Linked DNA regions of Mus musculus: region 2 is linked to region 1. The links are chromatin loops, found by intact Hi-C in ENCODE. Cell type or tissue: gastrocnemius. All regions are shown on one strand. Each heading gives the region's core, and the rest is flanking DNA. Links, peaks and the distances in the headings are about the cores only. Region 1 overlaps Zfand3 (zinc finger, AN1-type domain 3). Region 2 holds the start of Zfand3 (zinc finger, AN1-type domain 3).

Region 1 (14,907 bases), core at 3,740-11,739:
AGCCTAGAGAGAGCCCTGGGCCCTGGGTTCAGCGGGATGGACAAGGCACCTTCTCCAGTGCTTCCGTGACCACAGTCAGATGAGAGCATTTACCCTCTAGAAGATTCTGCTGTGTTTTGGTTTTTGAGTATCCCAAGGGCAAGAGCCCCTCAAAAGCTTGGTGCTACCCCACCCAATTTCCCCATCTTCTTTACCAGCACAGAGAAGAGCCAGATGTCTGTGTTGAGTTTATAGGGTCTGTGGAAGGATGAACCCCGCCCTCGTGTACCTAAGAGCATGGGAAGCCACCCCAGAAAATAGCTTGGAAGGTGGGCGGGGTTAGTGGCTAGCCTTGTGCTGCCCAGCGGGCTGCGAACAGGTGAGTGTTAGGTGGTTAGGATCTAGGATTGGCATCTAGCATTCTTCACAGGAGAATCTTAGTCTAGAATGCCTCTAGAATCTAGGTCTGTCCATGCAGTGTTTTGTTTTTTAAGTTTGCTATTCTAGGGTCATTAGACCCTAGAATATAATACATTTATAAGAAAGGGAAAATCCCATTTGAATTAAGTACAAAAATAAGTTTTTAGTGGATAATGAGGGAGCTCACTGTCTTGAAGGTTTTGGTCCCCCCCCCCTTCTGTCTGTCTTTCTTTTTTGGGTACACAGAATAAAATGCCAGATCTAATCCCTCCACATGCTCCAAAAGCAACGCGTAGGAAGGAGCCTGTGAAACAGGCCCTTTTCAAGTCTCTTTTATCAGTTTTTCCAGGGAGAGGCTGGTGGGTTTCGCGGACAGAGGTTTTTAGCGGCTTAAGCTCCTGTAAATGGTGGAGGGAGAGACAGCAGTGATGTGTGAGGGTTCATTAATTATTGCTCTTACTGATGGCTGCACAGGCTGTTGGGATCATAAATGTCAATCTGTCAAGAGACTGTGATAGGTCTGAAAAAACTGATTGAGTACCTCAAAGCTGCCATGGAGCGGAGACAGACAGACAGGCTCCTCTGTTTCTCGCCTGTGTGCAAGGTGTGGATGAAGGGGGCTGCTTCTTTGTCGTTCGTTGTCTCTAGCTTTGGGGTTCTGTGCTGTGGGCTGCCTGGAGCAGAGGGTGTGAGGCCCCTGAGTTGTCAGCAGGCCACAGCCACTGTTAGCAGCCTGGAGTGGGCGTGGGCTGCCAGCCGTACAGCGCCAGGAGAGTAAGAGAGACGGGATGCGGGCTTTGACAGGCCTGACAGAATTCATTTGGAAAACTTCAGGAGAGAACATGAGTAATAAAGACAGGAACAGTGACAGAATGGAGCAAACGTGGATCTCTGTCAGAGACAAACAGTTTGAAAAGGAGCAGCCCTGTTTGTTGCCGTCAGGCTGCCGTTGTAAATGTATGCCTTACTTGAAAGACTCAGTGCTAGTTACTGTCTGCTCTTGGCTAGCAGAGTCCAATTAGAGGAATTTCTCTCTGTAGACATTTGTTTTTTAAAAACACTGCACTTGTTTCCTCTGTCACATGATGAGCAGTGGCTGTCTTCAGACCAAGCAATTGGACACCAGTTAAATAGGTGAAAGTTTTCTATAAGGTCTCACGTGGTGTCTTTGTCATTGCTAAACACTGGCCGAGAAGAGGGGTCTACAGCGTTGAGGGCCTGGCATGGGGTGTGCAGCCAGCGTGGGCATACCCAGCCTGGAGTAGTTCTCTGGGGGGAGCTCACTGGGAAAATGTGCTTTGTTGGCTCTTTATGAAGGACCTTAATTAGAAGTCACTCGGAACTCCTGGGGTGGGAACTGTATCAGCCTTGGCACTGCCACTCCTCCTGCTGCTAATGAGCGTGCTCCCCTCTGAGGCGCTTTCTTCTGACAGTTACAGCTGAGTGTGAGAGTTATTTCTGTTCACCTTGCTCTCCGCATTTAACCCTTACTGCTCAAGTTCAGCATATGCAAATAGATTAGTTAGATGGTCTCTGCCATTGATCCCCAAGCTGAGAATGCTACAAGTTAGAGGGGCTGAATCTCAGAAGCAGAAGGCAGATAATCAAGGTTTGATTTTTTGTTTTTTCCTTTTTACTGTTAACTCATTTTTAGGTCTTTTCTGAGAGCTTTTTTTTTTTAAACTGACTTAAAATTTATAATTGAATAGTTGAATTATTTAGGTCATTATTATGTAATTAGAATCTGTACAATAGACATCTGTTTCTCTTATTTAGGTAATTTACCCCACGGCACAAGGTTTCATTAAATAATTAGCAGAGGAGATATAAAATTCTTCCATAGCCATGATGCTGAGCCTGTAGACTTCTGTTTATTTCATTAGCTTCTAATTAAAACACCAAGTTGACCTGTGAGAAAAATGTTGGAGAGTGACTTACTTCACGGAGAAGTGACATGCAGTGCAATCAGCCTTGGCGGCAATGCAGCAGACAGTGGGAAGTTTCAATCCTCACCTCCTCACACCAGGGAGCCTTAGAGGGCGCTAGGGTCTCTTCCCATTTAATGTAAGGCCATCAGTGAGGGCCGAGGAAGTCAGTGTATCCCAGAGCCTTGCTGCTGAGGGTCTTAGTGTCTGGGAAGAGTGCCTTAGTTCTAAGAGTGCAGTCTGCTGAGTGGGTCATCTTAGTGGAGAGCAGTGGTTCTCAGCCGTGGGTCTTTCTACCCCTTTGGAAGTCAAATGACCCTTCCTCAGGGTCACATGTCAGATATTCTGTATATTAGATATTTATAATATGATTCACAATGGCAGCAAAATTACAGTTATGAGTTGGCCACAGGGTAATTTTATTATTGGGGGGTCACAGCATGAGAAAGGTTGGGACTACTGCTGTAGTCCTGTAAGACTGATGCTCACAGCACAGCTGTGCATAAATGGTTTGGTTGTCCACTTACACAGAAGTGAGGGCACGGCTCTTGGAGAAACGACTAGGGCCCAATGGTCGTGTAGGATGGCCAGTCCTTTGTAGGCAGAAACTGTTGGTAGAATCAGAAGCCTTCCATAGGCGCTGCTGTTTGAGAATACCTCCTTTGTGTTTTCTACAAGAACACATGCAATCTTGGTGTCTAAACGGCTAAAGGGAATCTCAGCATTGGACCACGCACATTTGTTCCCTAGCATTCTTGTTGGCACTGTTTGACACATGATCTGATTAGATGAAAGTAAGAAAAGAGATCCAGCCTGGGCCCTCCTGACTTGGAGGGGCTCCACCAAAGCAGGTTTGGTGAAGATAGATACCTTGGTAATAAGACCATGCAGACACGAACTTTGGTCGCAGCCACTTCGACATGCAATGTGAATACTTTTCTTCACAGCACCTTCTTGATGCCATTGAGTGCTGCAGGGCTCCCCTCCAGCATTATTGACGCCTGAAACCAGAAGTGTGTGTTCCCCAGTAGGAGGCACACTTGGCCATTTGGGCCAGAGTCCTCAGAGAAGCTGTGAAGTCCAGCTCTGTGATTTTACAGAGGGGTGGAGGTGAGAGAGGCCCATGGTCTGAAGGGTCTTTTTTTCTCTTTTTACATTATAAATACATTAGCACCATGTGTAGCCTCTTATGTTTAGCTTGCTTGTTCATTCATTCAATTGGCAGGGTCTCACTTTGTAGCCCAGCTGACCTGCAAGTTGCTATGTAGACCCAGATGGCCTTGAGCTTCCAGAGATCTGGCTGCTTTTACTTCCCAAGTTAAAGTTTTCAGTCTGGAGAGAAGGCTCAGAGGTAGAAGAGCTCTTCCTTCTCTTCCAGAGGACTGGGGCTGAGTTCCCAGAACCTACACAGCTGGTTTGTAACTACTATAACTCTCCTGGCCTCAGAGGCCTTCCACATACATGTGGTGTGGGCAACACACACTCCTCTCCTCTCTTTCCTCGCCACTCTCTCTTCTTCCTTTCTCCTCTCCTCTCCTCTCTTTTTCTCTCCTCTCCTCTCCGCACCCTCCTCAAAATAATTTAAAAGAGGTTTTCCACTTGTCTTCATTGTGTATGGACCACACCTCTTATCTCAGGTTAAGGGACATTACTTTAAAAAGATATTCTTCAACTAGGACATGCAGTAGAGGGTTTTTGTTAGGTATCTAAATAGGGTTATTATCACAAATAGCACCATTTTTGTTGAAAAGAACCCCCAGGAGAGCAGTGTGGCTCACTCGAGGTGAATTCCTTTTGTCGGGCTGTTTTGTAATGATTTACATTTAGATTGTTGTTTTTGCTTTTGCCGAGGCAGGAGGGGGGGTGTCTGGCCTGTGTGGTGGCCTTAGTCACTGCACTAACGGTCTGGGCAGCTTGGTTCAGCAGAGCTGGGGAATAGGCTCAACTTGCTCTCTCAGTTGCTCTCATGGAGGGCTTGCTCAGTTGGTTTGTGTTGGGGAAATGTCACACAGGGCTGAGAGCAGCGTGAGCTGGCAGCAGAACCTGTGCCTCTGAAGAATGGTGCGGGGCGTCCATCTCAGGTGGCAGGGGCCAGAGCGGTGGACACGCTGTCTATTCCACACCGGACAGGCTGGGGAAGGTACAGAGATAGCCTGTGCCAACGTGTCCCAGCATGCTCCAGCTTCCCCAAAAGTCCCTTCAAGTAGAGAGCAAGGACTGGTAGAGGGTTCGCTCATCCTTCTAGTGCCCGCTTGTAGCCCAGGAGGCACAGTAATCACTAAGCAGGTGAAGACCCCCCGTAGCTCCCCCCACCAGGAGAGCTAAGGACATTTGGTTTTCATTCCTGTGACAGACACCCAGCAGGCAAGGGTCTTAGGGTTGGTTTGCGTGTGGTTCCAGAAGTTCCAGTTTCTGCAGAAGGGAGGGTGTTTTCTTTACATCGCCTTCTTGGGGCCATTGAATACTGCAGGGCTCCCCCTCTTCAGCGTGCCCACATCCTGGTAGACGGGGAGAGTCCAGGGCAAGAGTCCTCCAAGTGACACACCCCAGTGACCTCTCTCCCTAGCCAGACCCTGCCTTGCATAGTTGGACCACTTCCCACCCAGTCTCTATAGCTTGACTACACTGATGCAGTGCTCACAGAGTCTCAGCTCCCTCACAGACACAGCCAGCGTGTGCTGTGCTAATTTCCTAGTGTCTGCTGTCTAGTCGGGGTACAGGACTAGCCCTCATGGGGCATGCCTCCCCACAGGGGGATGACTAAGGCAGAAGAGAGGACAGGGACAGGTGCTCCGTCCACACGGGTCAGTCCGGGAATAAGACTTAGTTGAACATTTGACTGGAGCAAAGACTTAGAAAGGTTCCATGTGGCCCTGGGTGAGCAATGCTGTGGGGAAAGAACATGGCAGTTCAGAGAGTAGAGGTCAAGGCAGTCGGGAGACAGATGTGGATGGGGCAAGACTCAGAGGGAAGAGAGGGTGCAGGTGGTCGTGCAGGCTCTCGATAGGTGCTTCTTTGAGGATGTCAGTGGTTGGAGGCAGGACAACTTGGGGGTCACTTGGTTGCAGTGTGAGGAACTAATTGGAGAGACTTGTGTCTACCCAGCCAGGTAACAATCCTGATTCCTGCATGTCTTGTTTTGGTCAGATTCACAGTCCGAGAACGAGGCCTCACCCGTGAAGCGACCGCGACTAGTAGAGAACCCCGAGCGGCCTGAGGAGAGCGGCCGGTCGAAGCAGAAGAGCCGGCGCCGCTGCTTCCAGTGCCAGACCAAGCTGGAGCTGGTGCAGCAGGAACTGGGATCCTGTCGCTGTGGTGAGCCCCCCACCCACACCCCCAAGGCACCATCCTGGTCTGTCCTGTCTCACACACACTTGCGCTTGACTGCTCTCCAGTCAAGACTCTAGAAAGGAACAAACAAACAAACAGGAGTCTGTGAGGTGCGCCGTGAGACTGCAGATACGTTCACTTGGAAGAGCTTTTAATATACTCCTCCCCGCACCCCTGTCAGCTATGGCTTGATTAGATGCTTTCCTTGTGGAGCCTCCGTTGCTCAGCGTGGGCCGCCTGCCTCTTAGGACTCGGCACGCAGATGTGATTTCTAAACTCTGTCCTGCACACAGTGAAACAAAACAGGCAAATTCTGCTTTTCTTCCTATATCATGGCACAAAGATGAAATGATAGCTCACAGTTTTCCTGTCCCATGGTCTGTGGAATAGAGTTGTCATCTGGCAGCCTCTGAGAATTCTCCACCTTCCATTCTAAGAGGTGGGCTTTACCTCTGCGCTCTGTTGAGCTGTAGCTGTCCTACATTAAGGGTACTGGGAGCTGGCAAGTTCAATTTGGGGCATTGAGTGACTTCTAAAGAGAGAACCTTTTCTGCTCTGTGCCTCAGCTGTCTGAGCTGTGTAACTAGGGGAGCATGGGGTGGCCTGGCTTGTCGAAATGCTGTTCCTGGCATGACCGGTCTATGTTTGTCACTGTCCCTCCCTGTGGGGACAGGGAAGGTGGGGTGTGGCATTCATTTCTGCTGTGAATTGTGAGTAAAGAAGAGAGTTGGGTAGCGGGAGCAGACACTGCAGGGTTTTAGACTCGGCTTACCCTAAAACCCGTGGTGTGGCCCAGTGAGGCAGGGTAGTTCTGTGGCAAGCTGAGGACATTTTGGGGTCTGGTGGCTTTGTTCCATACTGACAGGTCCGTATGGTCCCTGAGGTTGCAGGTTCTTGCTCTGTATTGAGATGAGCTGTGCTGGTCTTCAGCTCTGCATTCTGTTAGCTCTCCTTGCCCTTATTATACAGACTGCTTGTCTCTTGACTAGAGAGGTAGAAATATGCTTGTTTCCTCCTCAGCAGTGACTAGGTGTGTGGCAGCCTGTAGGATTTGCTGAGGGAGATGAAGCAGTTGGCTTGCTGCTTTGCCTCTGGCAGTGGCTAATGCTCCCAGAATTTCCTCTTCAGGCAGGCAAGGGAGTTTACAGAGTAGTTTAGAAGACCCAGGTCTCCACATTTACCCTGACGCTTTGATGCAAACCACTCAGTTTCCACAGGTCTTAGCACCCAGCTGAAAAACGTCAGGTAGTAGTTATCAGATGGCCCTGTGCCTCTCTCTGTGGTCAGCTGCACCATCAAAGTGTCTCAGTTATCCTCACCCCTGACCAGGAGGCTGGGTCTCTATGTAGAGTTCACTATAGACCTGAGTTCTTTCTCAGTTAGGTAACAACATGTAGTTCCTTGACCAATTCTAAGATAAAAGTCCCTTTAGGTGGGTCCTTCCTAGAGAGCTGGAGTTCACTCTGGTCAAGGAGAGCCTTTGACCATGAGCTCAGAAAGGCGACTATGTGACCTGCCACTGTTTAAAGATGAAGGGCCTCAGGAGCACATGTGCTCTGGGGCCGGCTCTGACTAACTGCTTTGTGCTGCTCTCCTGGCTGCCTGCTTGGATTCCTCTAGGAGAGGGTGGGCTGTGCTGTGTGGCGATTTCCTTGAGGATACATGGAGTGTTTTGAAGATATGAACTGCCCTGGAAGGTGTTAGAGGGAAACATATTTACTACTGAAAGGGAGGACTCAACATAGTTGAACTTAAAACAGAATACTTCTCCACTGCAGAATAATCATTCTCTGTATATATTCCCGATCTTTTCTTCCATTCCCCTTCCATTCTGTACAGGTTATTAACTGCTGACAAGAAATTCACATCTCATAAATAATGCTTAAGAGCCATTGCTATATAAATTGAATGTGTTATGAATTGTGATGGGCCTTTTTGTAGCATTCAGTGCCTAGAGCAGGAAGAAGAGAGGATGTCATTTTCATTAATTTCTAATGAGGTGCCAATTAAAGGCAGAGAAGACGTTCCAAAGGGAAGAGTGGCCAAGCTCCCCAGAATCCTCCGCCCCGGGGCTGTCATCCAAGCACTGCCAGCAAAGCCTTCTCTAAAAATTCCATTAAATTACAGTCTCATCGAGAGCACACAGACATTCAGCTTCCCTTTGATCTTCAGAAGAGCAATTTGTAAGGCGAGTTCCGAGCCTTCTCACACAGGACAGCTGTGCTGATAGGAATTGTTAATTGCCAGGATGACGTTCCCTGGGCTTTTGCAATAAGTAGGTGGGTTTGAAGATGATTTCTTTTGTCTCACGGTGACTGAGATAACCTTTTGTCAACAGTCCCAAAAGAACCCCCTTCTCCTGCGCAGTCTTCCCAGGTACCAGTTAGACAAGGCATGTAGGACATGTGGTGTGGGTAGGCTGGTCCTCTGACCTAGAGCGTCTTCCAAAGTCCAGGTCTCGGGACAGAAGACAGCCACACAGAGCAGGCTTGCTTGTTGAGTTTCTGCTTGACAGGGTGGCAGAATTGGTCATTGCAAGTCTTGTCTCCTAAGGCCATCTAGAGGATGTTCTGAGTCTGGGCCATGCACAGCACCTAATGCTGTGCCCTCTGCATAGCATTGCTTCTCAAGAGCACAGAATTGCCTGTCAAGGACTAGTGTAAGGTCTTGTGTACATGTTTGTATGTTTTTAGTGTGTGGCAACTTAGTGGGCTTCACACAGGACCAGAGGCACTTTTATGACCTCATGGTAATCTCACGTTCTTGACTGTTTTCAGAGTAAGTTTTCTGTTCGTGTCAGGGCCCATGGTGCTGGGGCTGGGCTCTGCATGGGGTGCGTGGGACTCTGTGGTGTGTTGTCTTCGTGGGCTGCTGTGGCCGCTCTGGGTCTGTCATTCACTGTCACTAACAGCTGTTCTGAGATGACCTTTCAAGGATTTTGTTAAGTTCTATGAGGAGCAAGAGATGTGGGATGTGCGAGCTCACAGACCAAAGGCTAAGTGTGGTGCCGTGAGAAGTTCCTGGGCAGTATGTTGGGACACGCTTGCCCCCAGAGATTCAGTGAAGCGAGTCCCGCGTGACCGTTACTACCACTCTGCACACCCTTCAGCCTTTAGGACTTTTCATGCAAGCAGTTGAACAGCAGGCCTGGTCTTGTTTTCAGCTCTATTTGGAAATAACATTTTGTCTCAGGCCATTATCTGAGAGCTGCTTGTGTTCACCTCGGCTTTGTCGTCCTCTGAAGTGTTCCCTGGGGCCACAGACAGACACTGTTGTGTAAAGCCAGTCCCTGCAGCACACTCCAGCTTTAGGGAGCTCACTCCAGTGCTGCTGCCCTGGGTCCTCCGCCCATGGTTCGTGTGTGTGTGTGTGTGTGTGTGTGTGTGTGTGTGTGTGTGTGTGTGTGTGTGTGTGCGCGCGCGTGCGCGCGCGCTGATTTAGCAATGCTAAACTTCCAGAGTTGCTCTCCCCTTCGCTGCAAGCTCTTGTCCTTGATCAGGTGTTGTGCTTATTATCTTCAGTGTGGTTTAATCCAGAACATTCTTACCAACTTTCTGTTTTACAATTTCAATATTTTAAAATAAGGCCCTCTCTGTTGGACATGCACACACACATATACGCACACAAATGTCATGGGTTTTAAGGTCCAAGCGCCCTTCATCTGGGATCTGTTCACTTGTGCACTCTCTCTCAGCTGCTGTCCGTTGTGCTATGAGCTGTCCTGGAGCTTCACTCTGGAAGGCTCAGTGCTCTCCAGTCTCTCGCTGTTGATGCGGTTTGATTCGTGTGCACACTCGACTCTCCACCTCCGCTAGTGCACGCGGTTGTGCGTGCGGCATACTTTGGCAGTATTGTCCATGCTTTCATCAAAGCCTCCCGAGAGGCTGGGCACCGTGGCTTATGCTGTTAATCCCTGCACTTTGGAGACAGAGGCAGGAGATCTTGGAGTTTGCTAATCTGGTCTATACAGAGAATTCCAGGACAGCCAAGGCTACATAGGGAGACCCTGTCCCAAAAAAGCAAATGATGTCCTTGAGGTTTGGCATCTAGTTATGACTCTTGCCTGAACCAGTCTCATGTGACAGTTCAGAATGATTTGATTCCACAGTTTCTGTTTGGCACTGGCATTCTTTGAGTAGAGACACCTTTTTTTTTTTTAAACCTGTAGTTGCCATGGATCCCTCCCTCCCTCCCTCCCTCCCTCCCTCCCTCCCTCCCTCCCTCCCCTGACTCATGAGTCAGTGCTATAGATAATGTTTTCCATTACTCACATTGTTCCACATTTGGCCAATTGAAGTTCTTTCAGCCCCGCTCCTGTCTCCATTGAGGAGTTGAGGGAGGAGTGGGAGCATAACAGGATGTGTCCCTGTGTTTCCCTTCCTCCCCCCACTCCAAAACCAGCTACTTCTGCAAGGGTTGTAGGAGGGGTCCTATGCTGGGCCTGACAGGAAGGCACGCACACACGGAACAGCCTGTCGCCAGACAAGCCAGCACTGGAGTCGTTAGCAAGTTACAAGATGCCTTGAGAGGATGGGCGGGAGGGCTTCATCCCACCTGGAAGGCTGGACTGGCTTCTGCCCTTCAGGCCTTAAGGATGGGTATGGCTTAGATGGAGGAAAGGTGAACACTTGGGCAGTGTTTGTTGTGGGGGGGGGGTTGCAGCTGGGTAGAACTGGCATCAGGTCTAGTAGAAAGAAGAGGCTGCCCGTTCTCGGTTGAGGAGGTCGGATGTTAGCTCAGGGCAAGCACCGTCAGTGGGCAACATGATCTGACTTCTTTTTTTAAGTCAAGCACACAGCCGGAACTAACTGGCTGATGGCAATGGAGAGACCCACTCTGCAGGCCTCCTGCTTTTGAGTCTGGTAATGAAGGCCCACGTTTCCCCTACTCCTGAGGTAACACTAGGATGTGTGCTACCCATGGCTCAAGAGGAAGGTGAGTCTTGTCCACACTCCCAAAAGGGAAAAACTATCCTCTGGTGGGAATTAGCTTAGGTGAGAGAAGTCGCACTCCCCCCTCACTGTGCCGGCTCATACAAAATGGCCACTTCCCCTTCCTGTGCAAGAAGAGCTCTGGGCTAAAACCAAACAGCTGCCGAGTCCCTGTGCTGCTTGTCTGTCACAGCTAACGAAGTGTCAGACCTGCTCCCCTCCAGAGGTCCAGCCTGCCTGGGTGCCTGGCCAGGGCCATGTGGGCACAGCACAGGTGTGGGTGCTGCCCTGCCCAAGCCAAACAGCCCGTGGCAGAGGCTGCATTCATCATATACCAGACACCTGATCTCACCTCAGTGACTGTGTGTAGCTGCCGCCGCCTTAGCTCCTACCAGAGCCCAGACTGTTTATAGACAAATGGCGATATTCTGACATATACATTACTGATATTTTATAGATTTGATCTAGTAATAAACAATTTTGGTTAATTCTTTGTCCAGAATTTAAAAAATTTAAAAATGAATATACAATAACATTTTCCATTCCATAAAATTCTCCGTTTTGCAGTTCAGAAAGTTGAGGTAAATTCATTGAGGTTGTGTAGTCTTTACCGGTGGCTTTTTAGTCCGCCCTTCTAGAAGGACTCAGCCCCTCCAGCACATTCACCCCCTGCCCAGGGCTAGCCAACCACGGACCTGCTTTCTTTGGCAGTTTTGATTTTTCTAGAATTTTAGAGTTCGTGGATTCATAGTGTGTAGTCTTAGGTCTGTGCCACATGGCAGGCTCTGCGAGTCGTCTGTGTTGCTATCAGTCAGTCTTCCTCTGAGAATGCCACATTGAGAGGGTAGGCCGTGTTTACCAGCTGCAGTGAGTGCTACCTAGAAATCTTTAGGTGGAGTGTTGAGTGGTAAGTGAGCGTCTGACACTAGCCAGCACCAGCAGCTTTCCCGGCTGTGCCAGGTCACAGGTCGCCGGCACTGCTTCTCCGTGCTCTTGGCAACCTTCAGCACTGGGCTGCTCCTCTCCAGCTGTCCTAGCGAGTGCCTGTCCACCCAGTGGTAACTCTCTTCTTCTTGCACACACTGAGCATTTTCTCCATGGGCCTTCACTCTGCAGATATCCTGGTGAACTGTCGCTTCACCTTTCAAACATCACTCACTTTACGCACGCACATGTACACACACACACAGACACACACACACAGACCTGAGGCTGCACACTCCCACCCTGCAGCAGCTCCTGCTTTTGAGCCTGATAGTGAAGGCTTGGAGTTGCTGCCCTAAGCGTTTCCAGACGTCAAGCACAAGCCTCTCTCTGTTCACTTAGGTCTTACACTTACTCAGCCCTGTTTTATAGTTCTCAGAGTGTGTCTTCTGTGCAGCTGTCCCAAAGTACTTTGAATTTCTGATGGTACTGTGCTTAGAATCCCCAGTACCTCTTGTTAGATTGTTGTTCCCTCGGGAAGCACAGTAGTTTTTTTTTTGCAGCCTCTCTAGCTCCTGTTAGTGCCACCTTCCTAAGATGCTGCACACGCGTGGCATGTCACCTGTGAACACAGTCACGCTTCCTGGGGCTGTGGGCCTTCCTTCCATTCTTTTCTCCTCTTGTCGGGTAGATGCACAGAGAGGGCCGTAGGTTAAATGCTGAGCACACACTTGCCCTTGGTCCACCTACTGCACCTCCTGCACCCAGGCTTTTCTTCAGTCTTCGGCTGAAATTGTCTTTTCAGCATTAAGTACAATTTAAGGGTTAATTTCCCACCGCTGCCTTCACCCTGGCAAGAGCTAGTGCTTGTGTTTAAGGAGTGTGTCCAAGAGAGTGTGGGAGATGTGCACAGGGCTCAGCAGGGAAGCTGTGTGTGGCTTGTAGGTAGGTTTTCCATACCACAGCGTCACCGCCTGGATTTCCCTGTGGACTGTAGTGCTTACTGTGTCTGTTGACTGCCTGTGCAGTGTCCTTTCCTGCCCTCAGCTGGAGACTTCAGCATCAGTGCACCTCCCTGCCACCCTGTCCTGCCCTGCTGTCCACCTAGGACCCAGCCTGTCTTCGTGAATTCTTTGTGTGTTTCGGTGCCCTGGGTGCCCCTGGTTTAGGACACATGGCCTGAGTGTATTGAGTTATGTGCAGCAGGTTTCTTCTTTGCTTCCTGTGACCTGAAGCTGTTTTCCCCTCCATGCGTCTTGGTGCTCTTCAGCCACAGGATGTAGTAGTTTCTTTCCTCCTCTGCTCAGCCCCAGAATTTCTAGACCACAAATACCAAGCAGACGAGCAGTAAACACTGTTCACCCCTTGAGCCTGTCGCTGCTTTTGCTGGACGATGGCCCAACCCTGGAACATAATTCCTTGTTAGCTGAGATTTCAGTGCCATCTTTTCTCCTAGATGAGTATCAGTGAAGTTTGTGTCTAATTCTGGAAAGTACCGTTACTTAAGCAGGCCAAAGTCTGGATGAGGTCACACAACACAGGTCCTGGAGACAGATTCCAACAAGGCAGCCACTTCAGCTTCTCGTCTTGTTTGCCAGCAGGAGACAGAACACCACCCTGCGATAACAGCAGTGGAAACTGGTTTCTCTGAGCATCTTTTGGGGATGGGGCACAAGACAGGATTTCTCTCGCATAGCTTTGGAACTAGTTCTGTTGACCAGTGTAGCCTCAAACTCAGAGATCCACTTGCCGATGCCTCTCCAGTGCTGGGATTAAAGGTGTGCACCACCTCCCAGCCTCAGCCTGTCTGTTTGCTATGGTCTTGGGTTGTTGGCTCTCACGGTGCTGGGTGTTGTTGGCACTGCAGCTCTTCAGTCTGTGAGACTCAGAGCCAGGCTGCGGGGGAGCCAAGTCCCTGGGACAGGACCAGGAGGGCCTTGAGAGGGCTGGGCTGGGTTAGCTGAGAAGCTGCACCCCTTGCTGACTGACTTAGCACACCTCAGCTCTGCTGAGATGGACTTCACACAGCAGAGTTCAGAGACAGAAACAAAAAAGGTGATTGTGTTAGTGGGTCACTGGAGCACTCAGAAGACCCAGGCGCTGGCTCCCAACAGCCCCCTCCACACCTGTGAGTGAGGCATTCTTCTCATCCTCTCCTCCCAGTCTTGGTTTCCTTGGAGCTTGGGTTCTCAGACTCCCCTACTGTCTGACAGGCTGGATCTGGGCTGTGTGGGGGTGGCAGACAAGTCATATGGACTGACCCCCGACTTCTGACAGCTGCCCTTGGAGTTTTGCAAGGCCCAACAAGCCTCTTCCTCCTGGGTGCTCCCTCCACTCAGGCCAGCGTCCTCTTGGTCTGGGTCAGTCCTGGCCCTCGAGAGGGGGAGCTGAGTTAACACAGGACGGCTTGTGAGTCCTTGTCATTAATACATGGGGCGACATGCTTCTCTGTACTTGCCCTGCCAAGCTACAGATTAATCCAGGAAGAGAGGGAGGCTCTATCTAGATTTACAAGTTAAGGGGCCAGATTTATGTTAATGCTCTTGCTTCGATTAAATCGTTCTTCCCTAGAGCCGAGCTGTTGTACCAGGGTTAATTTTCTGTTGAATTTTGAGTAACTGACCAACATACTAGTGTGGTGATGGGAAGCGGGCAGGAGTGGAGGCTGTGTTGAAGTGACTTCTCCACTGTCCATCCACCCAGGTCATCTGTGACCCCACAGCCTCACATGCTGTCCTTATGTGGCTCTGTGGGAATCTGTGAGCAGATGCTTGGATTGATCACAGCAGTAGAAAAATAAATCTGTTGGCTCACACACATGTCCATTTCAGTCAGTGATTGGGGGGGGGGGGCTTTGTTAGCATTGTGTCCCTTTATGCTAGAAGTCATTCTCTTGTTTTTAGTGAGTTGTCTGTTAGATAAAGTTATTTATTGTCTGTCTTCATTGAATCCTATAAGAATGGAATGAGAATCTCTGCCTCCGTGCTGTTCTCTTTGGGGGAGGTGTGCAGCACATGGGCACACAGAGCACTCAGACACTTCAGATAGAAGTATCACCAAGGCGCAGAGAACTCACAGCAGGCTGCCTGGGAGGAGGTGTCCTGGACCAAGACGACAGTGTGGGCCTGTGTGGACAGCCAGTGCCGTGGGGTCCTGTGGTGTGGGCCTGTATGAACATCCAGTGTCATGGGGTCCCGTGGTATGAGCCTGTGTGGACAGCCAGTGCCTGGGGTCCCGTGGTGTGGCAGGAGAGTGGGGACCGCAGCGCCAAGCCAGGGGCTTGTTGGCCTTAGTAAGTTTATTATTTCTAGCACTGAAGGGTTTTTTAAGCACTGGAGTGACATCATCTGATTCACATTGTAAAAATCCCCCTGTGGTAGAGAAGCAGAAATGCTGGT
Region 2 (14,907 bases), core at 4,136-12,135, 190 kb before region 1:
ACCCATGTAATACAGCTGGCAGCACTGGGGAAGCAGAGACAGGGGGCTCTGGGAGTTCATTGGCCAGCCAGCCTAGCCAATTGGGTGCCTTCCAGGTTCAGTGAGAGATCCTGTCTCAAAACATGAGGTGCAGAGCAATAGAAAATAACACTTGGTATGCAGGATGCATGCACACACACACACACACACACACACACGCTCACATACGTCTACACACACATGCACACACACATGGACGTACATGCACATGCACACACATGAATGCACACATATACAACACACATGTACATGCATGCACATGTATACACACATGTGCACACATACTCATGAAGGGAGAATTGTAAGGGATACATTTCTATTGTTTATATGTTACCCAGTCTGTGGTATTTTGTTACAGTAGCCTAAATATTCTGAAACAAATAAAGACTGAATTATCCTCCCCAGGCGGTCAGGCCTCCTCTAATCCATTAAAGGCCTAAATGGAACAAAACAAAGAAATAAGACACAATTCTGATTGATGATCTGTGTGAGTCTGGACGTGGTTCTTTTGGTTGCCTTCAGACCCAGATTACAATTTTACACCATGGATTCTGCTGGTTGTAGGCCTTTGGATGATAGGTTTTGAGGCTCTTTGGTCTCCCCTCCCTGTGCCCCTTCCTCCTTCTCATCCTGTCAGCCCCAATCATCCTTCTGGAACACCAGCATTAATGCCTTTAGCCTTAAGACTATAGCATAGAACTGGGAAGAAGGCTCAGTGGTCAAGGGCATGCACCACTCTTACAGAGGGCCCAAGTTCAGTTCTCAGCATCCATGATGGGCAGCTTTCCACCACCAGTTTGAAGAACATCTGACAACACCTTCCTCTGGCCTGCCATGTCACCTGCACTCATGTACACATACCCACACACATACCTGCATACATACACATACCCACACACATACCCGCATACATACACATACCCACACACATACACATATACATACCTATACAATACACATAACTAAAAATGAAAAGACTAGCCAGAGGTGGTGGGACAAGCCTTTAACCACAGCACTCAGGAGGCAGAGGCACCTGGATTTCTGAGCTCAAGGCCAGCCTGGTCTACAGAGAGAGAGAGAGAGAGAGAGAGAGAGAGAGAGAGAGAGAGAGAGAGAGAGAGAGAGTTCCAGGACAGCCAGGGCTATGCAGAGAAACCCTGTCTTGAAAAGCCATTAAAAAAAATTATCTGTAAGCCTATGCGCAGAGATATCGAAGATGTCAAGACATCCATTTGAGGACACACTACATCCTGTATGATCTAATTTATATGACTGTGTACAAACCTAGCCTGCAGGCTATACACCAGGCTGTTAGCACAGGGTATCTATTGGTGGGGGGGGGGCAGTGGATTTAGGGAGGCCTTTTCTTTCTACAAAGGTCAAGAATTTCTGAAAGAAGTGATTATTTCTGTTCTTGTCAAGAGATAGAAAAGTCAGTAAAAATCAAATTTCACACCGCGACTGGGTGTGAGCAGCAGGGAACTCAGTGATGACGTCACCACCATACGGAGCACAGAATGTGAAATGGCAGTCCCTCCTGCCCCCCCACCCCCACCCTCTTTTCCATCCAAGTTTTTCATTTTAGTTCATTTATTTTTAGTTTCCCAAGAAGGGCCAGAGCATGCTTGGCTGCCCTTCTTCTCCCTTGGTTCCGAGAGTTTCTCCACGCCAACTGGACGGAAAGGGATTCAGAGAACCAACTGTGCATCAGAAAACTTGAGAGCCAGGAGGAATCTAACACAGGCTTTTGTTCAATGGGGGGGGGGGGGGGTGTTAAATCCCCAACCAGGCAAACCAAATTCAGGGAGAGAGCAGAAGCCACTGCGTTCTCAGATGTGTTTGGCAAAAAGTGTCTCATGACATCCTCGTGTGCTTCCCTGGCTGACCTGGCCTGAAATTCCCTAGATAGATCAGGCTGCCCTCAAACCTCTGCATATCCCACTGTTTTACAGAAGAGTCTCGGAGCTGCCCCCCGGCCAGCTGTACTCCTGCGACCCAACACATAAGGGGCCTTGGGTAGTTACTTGGGTAGTGTCTTTCCTGGATTTGAAGGGGCTCTGTAGCCCCGGAAAGAGCACACCTGGCATATGGTTGCTGGGTCTTACCCCAGGAGGAAGAGGTCCCATGTCCTTTTTCCTGGCAAGTCAAAGGCTTTTCACTGATGACCAAAACTTCTCATATCCTCAAATATCTAGGATATTTTGAGGTTCCCTGTTCCTGTGAGTCGGGGTTACAGGAAAGAGGAACTGGGGGCACTTTGGCACAGTCTCTCAAATTCGCGGAATCAGGGTTGCCGTGGGGTCTGAAATCTGGGGATTTCTTTTGGCAGATAATATGAGGATTAGGATTAAGGTCCAGGCCAGGGTTTGGATACTGGGGCTAATACCAGGTTACAATGGATGACAGCCGTGAAAGGCTTTAAAGCCGGGTTAGAGACTTGTAGGGTTAGGATTAGAACCGGGGGCAGGGCGCGGGGGCGGGGGGGCGGGGAGGATCATCTGCTTTCTCTCAGGCCCCTGAAGCCCCTTCACGGTCTCGGTTCGGGGTTAAGTAAGGTTTCTTGTGTGGCTCCACCTCAGCCACTGCTGTCAGGAGCCCTGGCTGCGCAGGCAGTGCTGCTCTTCCAGTTCGTACTGAGCATATTTGATGGCTCACTCCTATTGGGCCAGCAGTGAAGGCGAAGCTCTCCCAAGAGACATAGCCTAGGCTCATCTGGAATGCAGCGCAAAGGAGAAAACGATTAGGGCAACGACGACAGAGGCATTTCTTCCAATTATCTCACATTTTGGCCCCTAACTTGATGATACCCTGATACGTTATGGTTTCCCTGACCTTCCATCCAGTTATGGGGGCAATCCGTGGGAGATGGATCAAGGCTCTTCAGATCCAGCCCGAGGGCACCAAGTTTGAAGAGTTAGGCTGGCTTTCTTCATTGAACTCCAGTGTGGCCAACCAAAACTAGCACTTTCACCACCTTCTAGGGGAAGAGTCAGATGTGATTCAGGCCTTCATCGTAGAACCATTAAGATGCCAATCTGTATGTGGGTCTTGGGTTTTGGTTGATGTATTTATTTTGCAGTCCTAGAACATGGAGGCCATATTTTGCATGGCCTTGAACAATACCATTGAGCACCCACAGCTCTTATCCCTCATTGGTGCACGCTAGACAGGTGACTTACCTCTGAGCCACATCCCACATCCTCATTGGTGGATTCTAGACAACTGTGTAGCCTTGAGGCACAACCTCTCTGCCCCTTTTTACTTTTGGTTGAGGAAACAACCCGACTAGCCTAGCAGGGGTGGCACGCACCTTTAATCCCAGTGCTCCGGAGGCAGAGGCAGGCAGAGCTCTGTGAGTTCAAGGACAGCCTGGTCTACAGGGCAAGTTCCAGGACAGTCAGGACCACACAGAGAAACCCTGCCTCAAAAGACCAAAAAACCAAACGGAACCAAACTAAAACCAAACAAACCTCAGATCTAAATTGGTGTGTGTGTGTGTGTGTGTGTGTGTGTGCGTGCTTGTGTATATTTGTATACATGAACACAGGTGTGCCAGAAACCAGACGAAGGCATGGGATACAGGGAGCTGGAGTTACAGGTGGTTGTGGGTACTTCTCTACAAGAGCATTTTTAACGCTGAGCTATCTCTTCAGCCCCTTTTCTTTTTTTAAGCCGAGGTCTCACTAAATAGCCTCGCCATGTCTTGACTCACTTTCAGCTCAGGTTGTCTTTGGGCCTTGTGATCCTGCTCAGCTTCCAGAGCAGCTGGACCTATAGCTGTGCAACATCAGGCCCGGTGTGTGTGTGTGTGTGTGTGTGTGTGTGTGTGTGTGTGTGTGTGTATGTGTGGCACACCATGCACGTGGTTGTCAGAGGATAGCTTATGGGAATCAGTTCTCTTCCTTTTAACATGTGGGTCTCAGGGATTGAACTCACATGGCCTGGCTTGGCAGCCCTTTCCCAACAAGCCATGTAGAAGGCCCTCAACAGATATACTGAATGTAAAGCCAAATTGGCCTCAGTTAAGTAAACCATTCCGGCAAGACAAACAGGGTATTTGCAGAGAAGAGTAATGAATGTTGTCCTGTGAACTGTGACAGGTGTTACAGGGCAATGAATGTTGCCTAAGATGAAGTAACATAAGGGTGTGTCAATAATGTTCTCTTGGAGAGACAAAGGCCTGGGGTGGTTTAAATTGGAGCTAGTTCTTGGAAAAGTCTAGATCCTTATTGTCTTTTACACTTTCTTGCGTCAAGCTGTAGTTTGCTCTTTTGTGCTGTGTTCTAGTAATCTTGTTTTTCTTTTTCTTTTTTTCCCTTTCAGGGCTGAGGACCAAACCCAGGGCCTTGTGCTTGCTAGGCAAATGCTCTACCACTGAGCTAAATCCCCAACCCCTGTCCTGTGTTATGGTCACCTTTTGGAACCTCTCTCAAGAAGAAAACTGGGCTGGGCGTGGTGGCTCACACCTTTAATCCCAGCACTCGGGAGGCAGAGGCAGGCGGATTTCTGAGTTCGAGGCCAGCCTGGTCTAAAAAGTGAGTTCCAGGACAGCCAGGGCTACACAGAGAAACCCTGTCTTGAAAAAACCAAAAAAAAAAAAAAAAAAAAAAAAAAAAAGAAGAAGAAAACTGATCATTTTCTTTTTGTGATATTTTTTGTACAGCTTTAAAAAAATTTTTTTTATGTGTATTGGTGTTTTACATAGGTTTATCAGTGTGAGGGTATCAGAGTCCATGAGCTGCCATGTGGGTGCTAGGAATTGAACCAGGGTCCTGTGGAAGAACAGCTGGTGCTCTTAACTGCCGAGCCATCTTTCCAGCCCTGCAATGAGGTTTTTTTTTTTTTTTTTTTTTTTTTTTTTTTTTTTTTTATGTAAATTGTAGACAGGGTCTCACTATGCAGGCTGGGTAAGACTCCCTATACAAACCAGGCTGGCCCTAAACTCAGAGCTTCTCTTGCATCTACCTCTGAAGTACTGGAATTAAAGGCACAAGCCTGGAGACCGGCTGAGCTGATCCTCTTGAGAACTGCAGCCTCCAAGGATGGGTCTTTGGCAGTCACACTTGCCTTGTGAGAACCCTGACTATACCATTATATAGGGTATAAGACCAAAGTCTGACAACTTGATATAAACTAGACTGACTAGTTTCTTTCCCTTGGAAATTGGAACACTTTTTTCTTTTTTTTCTTTTCCTTGTGTATCCTTGGGTGTTCTAGAACTAGCTCTGTAGACCAGGCTGGCCTTGAACTTGGAGAGCTGCCTGCCCCTGCTTTCTAAAAGCTGGTGTGCACAAAGACTGCACAGGTAGAATCCACCAATATTAATGAGTTAGCTTGCTCTTGACATGAGGGTCAGTAAGCTTGGCAAATGTTCTCATAGGAGCAGGTCCAAAGAGAATGAAGAAGTTTTACAGGAAGAAGAAGGGGGGGGGGGGAAAGCAGAGACAAAAGTCCATGTGACCAGAGAGAAGGGACTTGAGGGACATGGCTTCCAGTTGATATTTAATGTCCTTGTGTGAGATTGGCCCATTGTGACATTCCTATTAGTATTTTCAGATTGTAGATAGTGTTTTGCTGTGTGGCCCTGGCTGGCTTTGAACTTGTGATCTTCTGGCTCCAGCTTCCTGAGTGTTGGAATTAGAGGTTTGTGCTGCTATGCATGCCCGGTTGCTTTGCAAGATGGTGGGAATTTTTTGTATTTTGGGATTTTTTTTTTCCTTGATACATTTATTTTGTGTCCATGTGTATGTGAATGGGTGCACCTGTGCTGTGGCTACAGACAGAGGGCAGAGAACAATTTCCAGGAGTTGTTTTTCTCCTTTCGCCATGTGGATCCTGGCATTGAACATGGGTCATCAGTTTTGTTGGCAGCTGAACAGACACACAGACACACACCGATTCACACACTACATAGACACACACACACATAGATACACATACCACACACAAATACACCATACACACACATATACAAAGACACACACACTGCACACACACACTACACAGACACACACACACAACATACACACACTGCATACACAGACACACAGAGAGAGAGGGAGAGGGAAAAGAGATTGATTTTGCATGAAGACATATGTGTGATTTTGGCACTTGCAAAGACAAGGCTCTAGGCAAGGACTGAATTTTTGTCAGATTAGTTTTTCCATTCAGCGAATATGGGTTAACTTCTCTCCGATCTTAGTCCTTTTGAAGACAGTTGTGTAAGAAGAGATACATATAGAGAATTGCTGGATTGTCCGATAATGGGCACAGGAAGGACCCAACTCTCCTGTGGTAGAGGTGGAGGGCATTGAAACATGCCACTGAAACAGTAGGAACATGCTGGGCCAGAGGGAGGAAGGGCTGTTGAGGCAAAGAGGATGGGCAGTCAGGGGAAATGATGCGAGAACAAGCAAGGTGCATTTAGGAAAGAACGACAGGGGGCTGACTTGTAGGGGACATGATGGAGAATGGTGGGTAGAGTCTTGGAGGAAGATAGAAGGCTAAGGATCTTACTTCCTGGATACAGGGAGCTTGAACTTGCTGGGAAGCCTCTTTGTATGAACCATTCTTGTCTCTAGAGGGATTAGACATCTTGGGTATTCAAGAAATGCTTGCTGAATTAGTGGCAGGCAGACAGGTGAGTGGTTTGTTTGTTGGGCAACAAGTACACTCACACCCAGCTTTCCTTTGGGTTTTCTCTTCTACAGAAAAGACAATCATCAAGAAGCCAATACAGAGAGATGCGAGTGGGGCAGGGGACTTCATCTTCCTGTTAGATTTAAAGGCTGCCTCTTTTTATGTGGCAATTCCATGAGTTGGAGAGAAGATTTGAGGGTAGCATGAGAATGAGGAATGCTGTATATGTTTATTCATTCCTCCCCCCCCCCCCAGTCTTGGTATGTCTATGGAGTCCTGGCTATTTTGGAGCTCATGATGTAGAGCACGTTGTCCTCAAATTCACAAAAACCTGCCAGCCTCTGCCTCAGGATGGCTGTGACTAAAGGCACGTACCATTATGCCCACCCAGCTCCTATGCACTTTTGACAGTTGTTCTATTGAAGGCGCGTGAATGTTCACAAAATCAGAATTAAACACTGTGGCGTTAAAGTTTTGTGATCATTGTCTTCCCTCAGTTGTACTGTTGCAAGGATTCTAAACTCAGTGTAATTCCTGGTTTTTAGGTATTTAGAGGCCATGAGAATGGATGTCAGCGGAAACAAACTCAGAGAATGCCCAAACTGATATAAAGGAAAGGAAAAGTACTATTTGGTAATAAAGTTAGTCTAAGTAATATTCTCTGGGGCTGGGTTCCCTTGGAGTTGAGAGGGTACATGGTAGCCTTCCCGTAAGTTCTGGACTTTTAAGTTGGCTCCAAACCCCTTAAGGTCAGGTCACTTCTCCAAGAGTTCTGGTGGACGTTTCTTTTGTGTTCAAATTAGTGATCGCTAGTGGACTATTCTGGTCACCGCTGACTGGAGAACAGAAAGAATTTAGGACTGTGGTAAGGAATATTAAAGAATTCTTTCAACGGCTCAAGTTTGGCCACTTATTAATGTCCAGTAGGGATCAAGTTAAATCTTCTCCCCCAAACCAACCATATTTACCCCAGGGAGGTTTTCCAAATCAAGATAGTGGGAGTGGACCTGGGGTACTCCAACTGAGGACATCAGAGGGGTGAAACACTTGGGCAAGTTCCTTCTGCCCCACGACTTGCTATCTAGAGATGTTCCTGAAATTCATTTATGGCAGGACGGAGGCCACTTTTCCGGGGGAACTGTCTGAGTGGGTTGGGAGTAGGGGAAATGGGAAGCGAGATTCTCCGGCGGCTGGCAGTTTGGGGAGGAACGCTTCGCGGCACTCATCAGGGGCGCGAGAACAGTGGCCTTGAAGACCCAGACGGCCAGCGGTGAACGCAGGACACCTAGGCAACTTCCGGGTTTGGAAACGCTCCACCCAGCTCTGGACAGACTACCAGGTCTCCAGGCGCATGCGCCGCCGCTCTGGGACCGACCCAAGTCACCCCAAACAACTAATTGGGCCCCCGGCCCGCTTGGGGCGTACCATTTGTCTCAGCTGGGGGGTGGAGGCAAAGCTCCCCCACAGGACTCTGAAACCCGCTCTCCTTCCTCAGCCAGGAGCGCAGGCTAGCTCTCGTAAAAGTCCTGGGAAGATGGAGGGCTGAGAGGCGGCTCGCACGAGGAACTCGGGAGGAGCACGCACCGCCCAGCCTCCGAGGCTCTGAACAAAGTGGCACGCCCGGATCCCAGCTGATCCGTCGGGCTCCGGCGGCGGCGGTGGCTCCCCCGGGCGAGACCATCGCGCCGCCTCGGGAGGGGTGTCCGCCTCGGGGAGGGGGCGGAGCGGCCATTGTCCGGTCAGCGCAGTCTACGGGGCGGGGGAGGGGATTACGGAGCGAGCGGGGGCCCGGGGCGTCACAGCCGGCCGCTGCGACTCCACTGCCGGCGGGGGCTACGGGTTCCTCCCCACCCAGCCCCGGACCCGCCAGCGCCGCCGCACGGGACAGCGCCGTGGCTGGGGGGCGGCGGAGAGAGCCGCCAAGGCCGCCAGATCTCCCCGGCTCGCACGGCCCAGCCCCTCCTCCGCAGCTCCCCTCCCTCTCCTCGCCGCGCCCCCCCCCTCCGCAGGCCGAGTGGTGCGGCCCGCCTCCAGCTGACCCGCCTGGAATCCCGGCTCGGAGCTCCGGACTCGCGCCCGCCTGCGCGCCCGCTCCCTCCCCCTCCCCCCGCCCCGCGCCCCCCGCCGCTGCCGCCGCCGCCTCCGCTTCCTCCGAGGGGGGCTCAGGCCCAGCCGCCGTCGCCTCCGAGCTCCGCCGCCGCCGCCGCCGAGCACCATGGGAGACGCCGGGAGCGAGCGCAGCAAAGCGCCCAGCCTGCCGCCTCGCTGTCCCTGCGGCTTCTGGGGGTAAGTGTGGGGGCAGGGGCGCGGGCTCGGGCCTCGGGGTGGCGGTGGGGACCCGAGGGAGGCCAGAGCCCCGGGAAGCTGGGCCGCGGAAGCCGGGCCTCGGGGGAGCGGGCGGGGACCGCGGCCTCGGCCTGAGGAGGGCTGCGGGAAGGGGACGCTGGTGGGGGGGGGGGGAGGAGGAAGAAGAGGAGGAATAGGAATAAGAGGAGCAGGAGGACCAGGACCGCTCGGGCCGCGCTACCCTCTGTGGGACTCGCTGGCCCGAGGCCGGCTTGGGGTGAGGGGCCACGGGTGAGCCGGAGGGACGAGGTGGCGGCGCTGGCACTTCTGACGGGGCAGGGTTGCCCCTTTTCCTTTTCCCTTGGCCTGTGGAGGCCAGTCCGCCTCCCCCTCATCTTGGTATGAGTTGGTGCCCAGCCATCAGGAGGGTATTTCCTCTGACTTTTTCACCTCCCCTCCTCCCTGCTGCTCCCCGGGAGATTTGCATCATCACTTCCTAAATTATATCTCAGTCCCCATTTGCTTTTAGGAAGCTGTTCACACGTCATACGTTTGAACAGATCCAGGGTCCAGAATTTGGGCTTGGGGTGTAAAGTTAAAAGGCATTGTTGAGGGTCTTACTTTTTAATCTAAAACATGTTTCAGGGAGTCTGTAAAATTACTCTGTCCAAAAAAACCCCTCCTCCACCACCACCACCACCACTACCACCACCACCACCACTATCACCATCATCACCACCATCATCATAACCACCAGCAACAACAAACAACAACAAGGAATCCCCCAAACAGATAAACACCCCTACCCAACTAAACCGAACCGAAAACAGAAACTTCTCAACAGAACCTCCAGCCAGCCTAGCTTGTGGAATGTGAGAGTTGCCTTCCTTCCTTGGCTCTCAAATTCTCTTTCCCTATTAAAAATTTTCTTTTTAAATGTTCACTACACAGAGTATAGAATTCCATGCCTCATTAGGGTGAGTTGGGGGAAGTTACAAATAGATTAGATAGATAGATGGGACCCCCCCACTCCTACCAGCAGTTATAGTTGGTCCTTGGAACACTTTGGGTTTTCTAGATTGTCACCTAACAAGCAATGGTCACAGCTCATGACTAGTTCTGTGTAAGGTTACTGGAGAGTTACAGCAGCTTTTGAGAGTCAGGCTTTTTATCCTTTTTAAAGATTGTGTTGGGATGTATATGAACGAAATTGGCTGTTTCTAGTGAAGATACCCTGGGAAGTAGCTATTTTATACTCCAGGAATGGTTGATAAAGAAATTAAAGACATGCTTAGGAGTGAAGAAGAGTAGAAAGTGCAGTGTAATGCAGATCTCTGGAAGGTTTCAAGTGTATCCTTTCAAAAAATTCTTCAGAGGAGGATAGGGATCTAGGACAAGTTGTAGCCTTAGCAGAAATTCCAAAGATGTAACAGTGTTTTAGCCGTAGAGTCTTCTTTGAATTTTAATTTGATTTAAAACATTTTAAAAGTTTATTTTGAACTTTATTATGAAAAAAAAAGTTGGAAAAAAACCACACATCAAAATTAACCAGCTCCAAAGACTTTACAGTGAGAGTTGTTGGAGTTATTGGCTTGTCTGTGAAGTGCTGAAGTGTTGGATGGATAGTCCAATTCTCCTAGGGATCTGACAGGGTTAGCTAGTACTGGATGGGAGGCATGCAGATGATGGGATGGCTAACTTGCTCCTCCTTGTAGGGAGTGCAGGGTGTGGTGGGCGAGTGCTCCAGAGAGCCTAGTGTCATCACATTTATGACATCACTTTGGAAAAATGTAGTGTCACAAGCCCTAAATTGTAACTTACTGTGGGACATGTGGCCTTAGAAAGTAGCTCCCAGTGCCCACCTCAGTGATTGCGCAGTGTGGAGAGGTCTGCTTCCTGGCAACCTGCTCTTATGTCCTTGGGACCATTAGTGAATAGAGTGAAGGCAATCCCTGCTTTCACCAAGGCTTAGAAGCTGGAGAAGTGGATGAAGGAAGCCCCTGCTTTCAGCCAGCAGATTTTGAGTCAGGCTACGAGACTTTGGTGGGAGCAGACAGCGGAAGTCTTGACCCACAGCACCCAGGCTTCCTTCATTTCTACTTTCAGTCTGTCCCCCTTACGAGCTTGGGTTTGCCTAACAGAAGTAGTGAGCACGAAGCTAGTAATTACCTGGTAACACGTTGTAACACACCCTTTTAAAACCTTTCCTAAGGGTGATTGTAGACACGTGTGTAGTTTGTATTTCATGCCAAAGAGTAACCAAATTATTGTCTTTGTTATGTCATAGCTGATTTTAATCATTTTCTTGTGTTGCACAGGGCATAATTATACCATGTCGATCAGGGGCACTTAGAATATGTTCAACACAGATACTTGAGTGCCTCTGTGAGTAATGGTGGGTGAGAGTCTTGGCACATCCTCAGGTGTGTGAGGCGGGAGAGAAGTAGCTTGGGAGTTGAGTAGGTGGTCCTTGTGCTGAGAGAAGCAGTTGCCCTGGGAAGGTGGAGGTGGAAGAGGGGATCCTGGAGGAAGTGACTCTTCAGCAAGGACATGGTGTAAGAAGGGTACATGGTAGAGAGGAGGAGGAGGAGTGTTTGAGGCAGAGGGAATGGAGTGGATGGAGGCCAGGAAGTGAGGGAGAGGGTGAGCAACAGGGTGGCCATGGATAGATTGTAGAGAGGAGTCAGCTGGGAATGAGGTGAGGAAGTGGAGATTGTGGCTGCGTGGGCAGTGCTGAGGCCTTTGGACCTTCATCCCGAGGACATGGCGAGTTAATAAAGAACGCCAAGCTTGGCTGCCAGGATGACCTTTGATATGGAAGGTTACTGGTTATCTTGAGAGTGGCTAGGTGTGTGGGCGTGATTGTATGTTTGGATGGATGTGGTGGTATATGTGTTTATGGAGTGCTGGCAGATCTGGAGATAGAGAACACCTGTCAGAAGTAGTAATCGGGGCTAGCCCCCACAGTGGCATGAACATGTCATGGCTGGGAAGAATACAGATGTGGATGGACATCAAGGGATGTAAGATATCCCTCGTCTTTTCCTTCCGTAAAAACAAAAAGGAGGCTCCCAAGAACTGTTGTGTGGCAGGCACAGCACTCTGGAAGCTGCAGGTCTTTAATGTGAGCTAGCCAGGGCCCACACCCAGGCCTTTGCTGAGGATCCTCTCTACAGAATTTTTCTGGCATTGTGAGAGTAAAGGGAGTTCCTTCAGAATTGCTGCTTTCTCCAGTGACTCAGGCTTTAGTATTTGCTGCTGAGCATTGTCTGGTCAGGACAGCAATCACAAGGGCTTGGCAAATAGGAGAGCTTTGAGCTCTTTCTTGTGGGTGCACAATAGAAAGGAGAATGCCAAGGGTAGCATGCAGTTCAAACACAGTTTCTAGCACTGTCTCTGGTTTATATTGTGTCACTGGGGTGGGTAATTGAAGTAATTTATAGAGACTGTCTCCTTATTGGGAAACCTGCTGCCTTGGAGATTGTTGAAGACTGCTCTGTTTATAGAACTTGGAAGTTCTTTATGTGGTAGAGACTGTACCTTCTAGGATTAAAACAGTCTGTTCCTTGTGACTTGGACTTAAAAGTTTTAGTGAAATATGATCAGTGTCTTGGTTCATTTTAGACATTTTGAAATCAGGCAAAAAAAAGCACTTATTGATAATTGCCATATTTGAAATAAAGTTGTCAGTACATTTCTTTAATATGAATACACTTACCTCTTTTTCTCCTATCCCCTCCTTTTCTTTGGAGACAAGAGTTTTATTATATAGTTCAGGCTAGCTTTGAACTCACTGTAGCTCAGGCTGGTCTAGATGGCTTACATTCCTTATGTGCTATGATTGTAGGTACTTAACACTATGCTTAGCTTGAAAGTACTTTCACACTGTCTAGATATATAAGTAGTATTAATTTATTTAAAATTGCTCATGCACTTAAAAGTTGACTGAGGCACAATTTTTTTCATAAATATTTTAGGAAGCTGTTGAACAGTTTGATGGACTAGCACATGCCATTAATCCCAGCACTTGGGAGGCAAGATCGGTAGACAGATTTCTGTGAATTCAAGGTCAGCCTGGTCTATATAGTGAGTTAAAGACCAGCCAGAACTTCTCAAACTCGAGAGTGCGCAAACACACACACACACACACACACACACACCCCACCCACCCACCCACCCAAGAATATACCGTGTATACTCGCAGGTTGATGAGATGGCTTAGTGTATAAAAGCACTTGGTGTTTAAGTTCAGTTCCTGAGACTCCTACAATGGAAGGAGAGAACCAGCTGACACATATGTTTCATGGCATGCATGTCTTACAGACAAATGTAACTTAAACCATGAAATGTGGTTACATTTTTAGAAGAACAGTTTCATATACATGTATTTCTTACATGTATTTTTTATTATATGTCCAGTTCTCCCCTCTACTCCCCCTAGAACACCCCTCACTTCCTCCAGGCTGTCTCCCCACCATAGTATCATAGTATCTTTTTTTTTTTTGTAATCCTCTGCATTCAGTCATTGCTGCCTACTGGAATGTTGACTGTCTTGTTGGCTTTGTCTCGTGTGGATCTTGTGCATATACCCACAGTTGCAGAGAGTTCCTGAATTGAGTGGCCACGGCATGGCATTGCACAGGACTCCTCCCTACCCTCCAGCTCTTACACTCTGTCTCTCTGTCCCCCTCTTCTGTCATGATCCCCTGAGCTCACGAGCGAGCCTGTGTGTGTGTGTGTTGGTTCAGCTGTCTCATTTATGACTTGAGTGCTAACAGTCATTCTTATTACTTTAGTTATGAGTCTTTGTGTTAACTGCTGCCCACTGCAGGAGGAAGCCTCTGAAGTCCATGGGTGTAAACATGCTATTCAGAAGGTAGCTTGACACCATGTCAGATAGTAAGGTGGTGGCACCTGCATGTGACCTAGGTCTGGTGGAGTGTCCTTTCTCCATCCTTTCACCCTCAGGGAATGTTTGCCTTATGATGAGTCCTGTCTCTTGGAGGCAGCATTTTGATGGTATCTGCTCTTAAAAAATACTATTCTTATTTTCTGTATATGAGTGTGTATCTGTGTACCATATGCGTGCAGTGTTCTTGGAGGGATTGAATTACAGATGGCTGGGACGGTCATTTGGGTGCTGGAGATCAAACCCAGGGTTTTTGGAAGAGCAGCCAGTGCTCTTAGCCATTGAACCATCCCTCCTGGTTTCTGCTCTTTGATTTAATCAGCTGGTCTGTGTGTTTTTATTGGGAAAGAAATTGAGACAGTCCCTCCTTCCTTTTATTTTTGTTTACATTTTCTTGTCAGGGTCTTGTGTAAGTCCTGTTTGGCCTGGAACCTATTATGTAGACAATGAATGGTTCTTGACCTCTGGGTCGACCCTCTTTGTGGTGGAACAACCTTTCACAGGGGTTGCCTAAAACAGAAAACACAGATATTTATATTACAATTTATAACAGTAAAGTTACAGTTACAAAGTAGCAATGGAAATAATTTTATGGTTGCCAGTCACCACAACATGAGGAACTGTATCAAAGGGTCACAGGACTACTAGGAAGTTTGAGAACAGCAGATGTAGACCATGGTGGCCTTGAGTTCATAGAGAGACCTCTGTTACGATTAAAGGTGTGTACCAGCACAATTGGCAATGTTCAGAGTTACTGGAAAGTGTATATTGACTATGACTACTGTTGTTCATTTTGTTGATTTTTATACTGTTTGGTTTTCTGCCCTCTGTATCTGTTAATTCTAGTGTGGTTTTTTCTTTCCTGGATGGGTATATTTTTTTTCTCTTTCTGAAAGATTTCTTCAAGTTTTTTTTTGTTTTTTTTTGTTTTTTTTTTTTTTTTTTCTTTTTCTTTTAGAACTGAGTTAGTAATTATGGGGCATTTTTATTTTTCTTTCAGTTTTACAGATAGTGTTGCTGGGTATACAATCAGG

Evidence for each region. Peaks named below come from ENCODE experiments on the same cell type or tissue, not always from the same donor. Only the 100,000 strongest peaks of a DNase experiment are listed, where the experiment ranks them.
Region 2: it touches region 1 in a loop (1.8-fold over the local background); 4 of 42 quality-filtered maps call a loop at or near these places.

Annotation. Positions count from the first base shown.
Region 1 is chr17:30,187,092-30,201,998 of GRCm38, forward strand. It overlaps Zfand3 (zinc finger, AN1-type domain 3), which reads left to right. Exons shown (of 6, transcript NM_001356265.1): 5 at 5,472-5,639. Among named protein-coding and RNA genes, the nearest start is that of Zfand3, 190 kb to the left of the region's middle. In gastrocnemius, for the core only: CTCF peaks have their summits at 8,217 and 11,607; a DNase peak (open chromatin) is centred at 11,553; H3K4me3 peaks cover 1,499 bases; H3K27ac peaks cover 4,878 bases.
Region 2 is chr17:29,996,345-30,011,251 of GRCm38, forward strand. Zfand3 (zinc finger, AN1-type domain 3) reads left to right here and starts at 8,695. Exons shown (of 6, transcript NM_001356265.1): 1 at 8,695-8,964. The coding sequence starts at 8,894. In gastrocnemius, for the core only: no CTCF peak of the experiment used is centred there; DNase peaks (open chromatin) are centred at 8,064, 8,350, 8,659 and 9,231; H3K4me3 peaks cover 5,015 bases; H3K27ac peaks cover 5,196 bases.